Regions from separate parts of the Homo sapiens genome. Here region 1 is linked to region 2. Evidence: read pairs that join two places in POLR2A ChIA-PET (ENCODE). Cell type or tissue: PC-3. All regions are shown on one strand.

Region 1 (4,000 bases), 380 kb after region 2:
GTGTGCCCGGCATCTTTCTTGTAATTCTCTGTCTGGTTTTGAGTATGCTGGCTTCATAAAATGGGTTATTCTAATATTATGAAGAGTTTTTGTAGAATTGGTATCATTTCATAGATGGCACTGACTTACCACAATTATTTTCTGTGTTTTTGTCCTTTTCATCTTTGAAATGCCTGTGAAGTCCACTTGTCCATGATGCTTTACACTGCAATGATTTAAAATAAATCTGGCAAACAGCTAATTTCCTTTTTCTGTCTTAAAACCTTTGCAACTCTCATAATCATGGAAATCTAAAAACACTGTTTAAGAAATAAGAATTATTGGCCAGGCACAGTGGCTCACGCCTGTAATCCCAGCACTTTGGGGTGCTGAGGCGGGCATATCACTGAGGTCAGGAGTTTGAGACCAGCCTGGCCAACATGGTGAAACCCTGTCTCTATGAAAAATACAAAAATTAGCTGGACATGGTGGTGGGCACCTGTAGTCCCAGCTACTTGGGAGGCTGAGGCAGGGGAATCGCTTGAACCTGGGAGGCAGAGGTTGCAGTGAGCCGAGATCGTGCTGCTGCACTCCAGCCTGGGCGACAGAGCGGGACTCCATCTCAGAATGAATGAATGAATGAATGAATGAATGAATGAATAAAATTTAGTGTTACAAAGAGTTATAAGTTTATATTAAATATTCAAACACTACAGTAGGGAACATTTTGGGTAGTTTTCAAGTAACCTAACGTTACGATCTCCTAACAAGGTTAACAACAATACACAGAATCAGGTTTTGAAACCGTCAATTGAAGGACATTTTTTGTTTCTAAAACTTAGAATACCATTTATAGGATTTGTGTAAAATATACAATGCTTCTACTTGTAAGAGTCACCCACACCCATTATGTCTGCTACTCAAAACATAAAAACAGAAAATAAGTGTTGATAAGGATGTTGAGAAATTGCAACCCTTGTGCACTGATGGTGGAGTTGTAAAATGGTTCGGCCACTGTGGAAAAACAGTATGGTGGCTCCTTAAAAAGTTAAAAATAGAATGACTATATGATCCAACAATTCCGTTTCTGGGTATAAAGAAAAAAGAGTTCTGAAGACATATTTGTATACCCATGTAAATAGTGACAATATTCACAATAGTCAAAGGGTAGAGACAACTCTAGTATCCACTGATGGATGAATGGATAAATAAAATATATACAGTATATACACATACACAATGGAATATTATTCAGCCTTAAAAAGGAAGGAAATTCTGCAATATATTACAACATAGACGAACCTTGAGGACATTATGCTAAGTGAAATAAGCTAGTCACAAAGAGACAAATATTGCATGATTCTACTTATAAAAGGTACAGTACCTTGAATGTCAAATGCAGAGAGACAAAAGGTAGAACAGTAGTTCTCAGGGGCTGGTTGAATAGAGGAGTGGGGAGTTGTTTAATGGGTATAGAATTTTAGTTTTGTAAGGTTAAAGAAGTGCTGGAGGTTGGTTGCACACCACTGGAAATGTATTTTATCGCTACTGAACCGTATACTTAAAAACGAGATGGTAAATTTTGTTGTGTGTGTGTGGGTGTTTTTAAGTGACTCACCATTAGTAGTATACCGGCTATGAACACACACTTATATCATGGCAAGAACTAATAAGCAAGATCATGACCACTTCTCTCCTATGTTTCTGTCCCAGTATGGGAATACTGACCTTAACCTTTAATACTATGTCTCAGTGTTCAGTGCTGTTTGTGTTGCTGGATTCCTTCAAATCAGCAATGTGTCTATGTTGATTGCTAAGCTTTAATTCTCACCGGAGAATTATAATATCTTTCCTATTTTCCTGATTTTATTACTGATTTTTCTTGGGATTCAAAATTTGGGAAAACAAAAAGTTTCTCAAGAAATGCTGGAAAGGAAATCCCACTTGGAAACACTAACCAAAACGTTTGCAAGCAAAATAAAGCAATAGATAAAATGGATCAGTTGAGGTTATACTAGGAGTATAAGATGATTTAACCTTAGAAAATCAAACAGTGTAGTTCACTACATTAACAGATTCAAGGAAAATAATCATCATCAATAAATGCAGATAAACTGCTAAAATTCACCATCTGTAATAAAACCTCACAGCAGCCTAGGGACAGAAAGGAACTTCTTTAATCTGATAAGGGAAATACACACATTAAAAAAAAACAAAACAAAACCCTGCAGCAAACAGTAAATTTAAAGGTAAACACTTACACTTTTATCTTTGAGATGAGGCACAGGACTAGAATGTCCCAATATTCTACTGATGATTGTGCTAAAGAGAGGTCCTAGCCAGTAAAATGAGGCAAGGAAAAAAAAAAAGCAAACAGTATAGATTGGAATATGATCTAACAATTCCATTTCTGACATTATTCATAGATGATATGATTATATACATAGAAAATCCAAACATTACTCATAGATGATATGACTATATATATAGAAAATCCAAAAGAATCCAGATATATTTCTAGAAAGAATTAAAAGAGCTTACTGTGGTTACTGGATAGAAAAATCAATATGTAAAAACTAATTTTAATTCTAACAGTAATAATTAGGAAAAACTTATGAAAAAAATGTCCTTTATAAGAACATTTAAAAAAACAAAGTGCTTAGGAATAAACATAGTAAAACTATACAAGATCTCTGCAAGGAAAACTAAAACTTAACTGAGTGACATTAGGAACAAGGGAAAATCCCTACCTGAAAGATTTAACCTTAATGAAAACACTAATAAAAATGTCTGTCAACCAAAAAAACTCCATTAAGAGAATGAAGAGACAAGCTACAGAATTGGAAAAGATGTTAGCTAAGATGTTACATAACCAACAAAGGATCAGTAGAAATATCAGCAAAGAATACGTACAGGCAGTTCATCAGAGAAAATCATACTGACTAACAAGTGTATACTAAAACATTTAATCTCCCTAGTAATTAGTGAGGTACAAATTAAAATGAGACATGATACCATTTTGTTCCCATCAAAATAACAATAACTTTATTTTGAAAATATCAAGTGAGGCAGCAAAATCACCCCTGGTTAAGAACCACTGCTTTTGGATCATACACAATGAAAGTATATATTTCTACATACTGTTGTACATAAAACTGTGTATGCTGTACTTTTAATGGCAAAGGGATTTTTCAGAGGATAATGTCTATTATGAGATCTCCTTACTTACCAAATTCTGAGTCATTATAATCTTTGTGGAAACTTTGACTCCACTATATTTATGCAAAATGCATTTTGTTAAAATCTAGGCAAAAGAGACTAAAACTCCAGAGGACTGAATTTATTTTAAAAATATGATAAACAGGTAAAAAACTTTGCATTTAGGATACCAGGATCTTTGCACTTGTCATATTCTAGTACAGATCTTTTAGGCTAGAAATGTCAACTAGATCACTTTCTAGGCCCAAAGAAAGAACATTCATATTTGCCTTTTCGTCAGGAGGCGACTAAGAAACACTACTAGGATATTTAGACTGAGATGCAGCATTATCAGACTGGTTGTGCAATAGGCTCCCCGGTTCACACTGCGTGGTCAGTTGCCTATCCTCCTCAGATTGGGAGCTTTATATAGGCAGACTATGCCTGCCTTGCTCACTGCTTTCTCCTTAGAACGAGTCCCATGCCTGGCACACAGAACACACAAATATTTGAATAAAGTGAATGAGTCTTAGTATATGCTTTTAGAATTATTTATTCAAAAACACTTTATAATAAATTCAGGTAACAGTAAAGTAATACATTCAATAGTACTAAAATCTATAGAAAATAGATAATTTCATTAAGGTGCAATTAAAATACTTGAAATTGGGACACATCTCTATATTTCAAACCAATATACTGGCTTTCTTTTTAAAAGACTATTCTAGTCTTTACGCTGTCCAAAGTTTTTCCTCTTTGCTTTTATTTGCTTTAGACCATATTTAAATTTTTAGCATTCCTAAGTGCATACATTTTAGGCATA
Region 2 (4,000 bases):
CTGCGGAAAATTATACACAGCTCTAGCACACTTTCAGCTTTAACAGCTGACCCACAAAGACATTACAGAAACAAAGTTACTAGGTTAGTAGTATATAAACCAAAGATCAGGTAAAGTCCACAATATCTTAAATCAACAGACAAATCCAAATGCATGGAGCAACCTAAAAGCTAAATAAATAGCTAAGTGGAGTAAATTAACTTGAGTGAAAATAGAGGGTCAATTTAAATTTAGCTCTGATCTATTCAGTGGCCTTATTCTCTAGGCAACTATAAACTCCATTGTGTTTGCAATCTGATTAAACCCAAGAATGCCATTTGATCTCCGTGAGCTTGACATCCAAATGTATGTGGTCTCACAGCACTAGTAAATTCTTTTCCATATAAGAATCATACAGGACACCATAAGCAATCTAATGACAACCTCAAGTTGAATTTCACTAAATCAACGTATGAAAAATAAATACAAATTTACCAACACAAATCACATTAGATAAAGTTTACTGCAAACTAACATTCCTATGGTTTCAACAAACATCTTTTAAAAAGACAACTGTAGCAGCACTAACACAATCAGTATAGCCAGAAGCTAAGCATAAGGAAAGATTCAGCTGCTGACATGACACATGACTTTGGAATATTTCCTTTTACCTTTTCCTTTACAAAAAGAGAAAAAGAGGGAAAGAGGGAAAGAGGGAAAGAGGGAAGGGGGAGGAAGAAAGAGAGAGAGAGAGAAAGAAAAAGGCTCAAGTTATAACACCTAATATTTAATTGTTGAGCATCTGTTATGCATTAAACACTTCACTTTAACTCTCAGAACAACTTTTTGAGCTAGTACTATTATTAGTCTTATTTTCCAGAAGAGGAAAACTAAAGTAAGAAGTAATATTTCCCAAGTTACACAGTTTACAAATGGCTGAGGCAAGGTTTGAACTCTAAGTTTTACTCCAGAGCCAACGTTGTGAACCATTTCACTATATTGTCTCATAAAAGTAAGCTTCTCCATGTAATCATCTGAAAATCATCTAACTGGGAAAAGAGAAAGAACCATCCATAAAATATCTGCAAGCTCAAAAGCCTCAGAGGTACACAATTTTTCTTCTATAAAGGGCTAGACAGTTCAATATTTTAGGCTTTATGGCCCACATGGTCTATCACAACTACTCAATCCTGTGGTTGTAGCCTGAAAGCAACCCTAAACAAATGAGTATGTCTGTGTTCCAATAAAACTTTATTTACAACACAGGCAATAGGCCAGATTTGTCTCAGGGGCCTACTTTGCCAAATCATAACCAAAAAGATATTTTAAAAGTTTGAGTACACAATAAAATTCATGACTCTCATAAGTTAGAGAAAAAATCATGCAGCTATAAAAAGTAACTTCAAGGATTTTCTCCAGGGCAAATGCTTTTATTAGCAGGAAGGATTTGTGTTCTTGCTTGTGTTATCAGAATGCATTGCTTTAGTGTTGATTAAGAGCACGTTCTCTCTTTGTGGCTCTCATGGACACCTCTAGGTTTTTCTAAGTCCCCAAGGAAAGCAACATCTCCTGCCAAGAACAGGTCTTACAAAACCACAGCAGTTTGTACCATAATTACTACACAGCCTACAATCATTCCTGTCCCACATTTATTCCCCATCGACAGCATCTGTTGTGTCAGGGTCAGGGGTCATGACATTCAGCCAACAAAATCAGATTTCCTCAAATAGTGAAGGCAGGAAATATAAGAGAGCTCACTTGAGCTAGCATATTCAAATTAAACAGATGTAAATGTATCAGTCTGAAAATCCAACCTTTTCTGATGTTCTGACTTTCTGGTTTTTAACTGTTATGCTCCTGGTTGCCCATCCAGTTAAGCACAAGGGATAGAATAGTGAATAAGGTTTGCTCTCCGTTCTCATAGATTTCCCAGGCTAACTAAAGTTATGAACAAGAAAACAGAATCTTTTTTGTTCCTTCTATCACCCATAGATTCTAGATGTACAGTGTGTCTTGAATTACCATTCTTCCTCTCATATACCTAAGGCTATACTCTAGTTTTGACCCTTACTCATCTATTTCATTTCCAAGTGCTTTTAATCACTTACATCTTTTCATAGGAACATTTTAAATATGCACCCAATGTATACTTTATTTATAATAAATGAATGTGAGTATACATAAAATCAAGTATACACAGAAAAATATGAAGGATTAAATAAAAACAAGTTCTAATATTTTCTTCCTAAACCCCAATGGATTAACCTCATTCCACCTGAAAACTCGATTATGGCAGTAGATTCTAAACTTGACACTATCAACATAAACCTTAAAAATTAAGCACTGCCCTCAAACATATTAATGAATAAATACTATGAGGACACTGATGGGGAAATAATTCATGCTACTTAGACAACTCAGACGGAGGGCAAGCGAAGCTCATATTAAAGGCTAGGCCTTTGGAATCTATACTGTATACTAGAAACAGTAAATGATTCTGTTAAATGAATCATTCAGCTAAACGATTCACTTCCGACAACACAGCAGAATCAAATCTGAACAGAAAACAGGCCATTATAGAAAGCCTATTACTTTGTTGCAACATAAATCAGCATCAAAACTGTTAGAAACAAATTCTTTAATGAATGAGGTGATGTCAACACTAAATGCAAAAGATAAATCAGGAAATTAATATCTTGGATTCACTTTTTTAAAGGGAAAAGACAGCCAATAATAAATGTAATATATGTTACTTTATATATACACACCCGACCCTGTATTCAGCACTTCACATTCCTAAGGCATCTCAAGAAAAGCCTAAGAAATTTTAAATTGATTAAGCCTATAAATACTACTAAAGCAAGTACCACGTGGCTCAGAGTAACACCAAATTAAAAATGAAACTCACTCATGTAATATAAAACTTCACTAAAAAAATTTCTAGATTCATTTCAGAATACTTTTGCTTATTTGCCATTGTGTCCAATACTTGCAATTTTTCGTGATGCTTTTCAATTATCAAACAAAAATACACCACAAGAACTGTATGTCGTAAATGCTTACTTTAGTTTCCTATTTTGTTCTGAACCAGGAATTCGTGAACAGAGAATCTTTTCCATTCATGATATATAAAATGTGTAACCCATGAAAACACGATGGACAGAGGGAGAACGGCCATTTGAGAGTATCTTTAATGCTTATCAAAATTTTTTGTTTCATTAATCCTTGTAAGCAACATACGTACATAATATGTACCATGCTGTTGCTTCCTTTGGTAAACATTTATCTACATTGGAATGGATGACTGCATTCTGTAGATTTGTCTGTATGTTTATAAACAATCTTTATTTTAAAAGGACTGTTATTTATTTTAATCTAAAACTAAGCAAATGTGAAATCACAAAACAGTGGTTATTTTTAAGTAGTTTTTATCCAACCAAGGATAAGCATTCAAGTAATTATGTAAGGTTTGTGCCTTAGGATTAAGACATAAATTTTTAATGAGCACTCAGTCTTGCTGTTAGTTCATCTGTAGAAAACAATTAAACACACATTTGGTTTGCAGAAATTTTATGCATTATAGAGTTCTCCCTTCTGAAATAAAGACTCCTAATAGTCACTGGTCATATATACAAAGCACATTTCCAATTTATGACAAAGAGTGGTACATTTTCCAACATTATAGCTTGGCTAGCAGAATTCAATTCAGCAAATATTTATTTAGCACATATTACATGTCAGGCTCCAAAGGAGAAAAATGAAGCTCAAATGACATTCACTGTATAGCAGTGGCTCGAAATCTAGCATCAAATCTCCTAGGAATTTAATCTCCGAGGAATATAAAATCAAATCACTTTATATTCCTTTATCTCCTAAGGTGTTAAAATCTAAGGTGTTCACAATGGCAAAAATATTAGGCTACGTTTATGGTTTGGTATTGGAAAAATCCAACTTTCAAAGTATATGTAATATGAATATGACAAATACAAACCACCTCAAATAAATACCACTGTGATTATTC

What was found. Peaks named below come from ENCODE experiments on the same cell type or tissue, not always from the same donor. Only the 100,000 strongest peaks of a DNase experiment are listed, where the experiment ranks them.
Region 1: POLR2A ChIA-PET joins it to region 2 with 8 read pairs; 1 of 35 experiments calls an interaction of 5 or more read pairs at or near these places.

Annotation. Positions count from the first base shown.
Region 1 is chr11:108,368,815-108,372,814 of GRCh38, reverse strand. It overlaps ATM (ATM serine/threonine kinase), which reads right to left. Exons shown (of 63, transcript NM_000051.4): 63 at 3,713-4,000. It also overlaps a transcript of C11orf65 not described here. Among named protein-coding and RNA genes, the nearest start is that of C11orf65, 97 kb to the left of the region's middle. In PC-3, no CTCF peak of the experiment used is centred here; DNase peaks (open chromatin) are centred at 1,634 and 2,284; H3K4me3 peaks cover 331 bases; H3K27ac peaks cover 2,641 bases.
Region 2 is chr11:108,752,673-108,756,672 of GRCh38, reverse strand. All of the region lies in intron 13 of DDX10 (DEAD-box helicase 10), which reads right to left. The region is part of intron 2 of LOC124902750 (a long non-coding RNA gene); the gene reads left to right. Among named protein-coding and RNA genes, the nearest start is that of DDX10, 90 kb to the right of the region's middle. In PC-3, no CTCF peak of the experiment used is centred here; no DNase peak of the experiment used is centred here.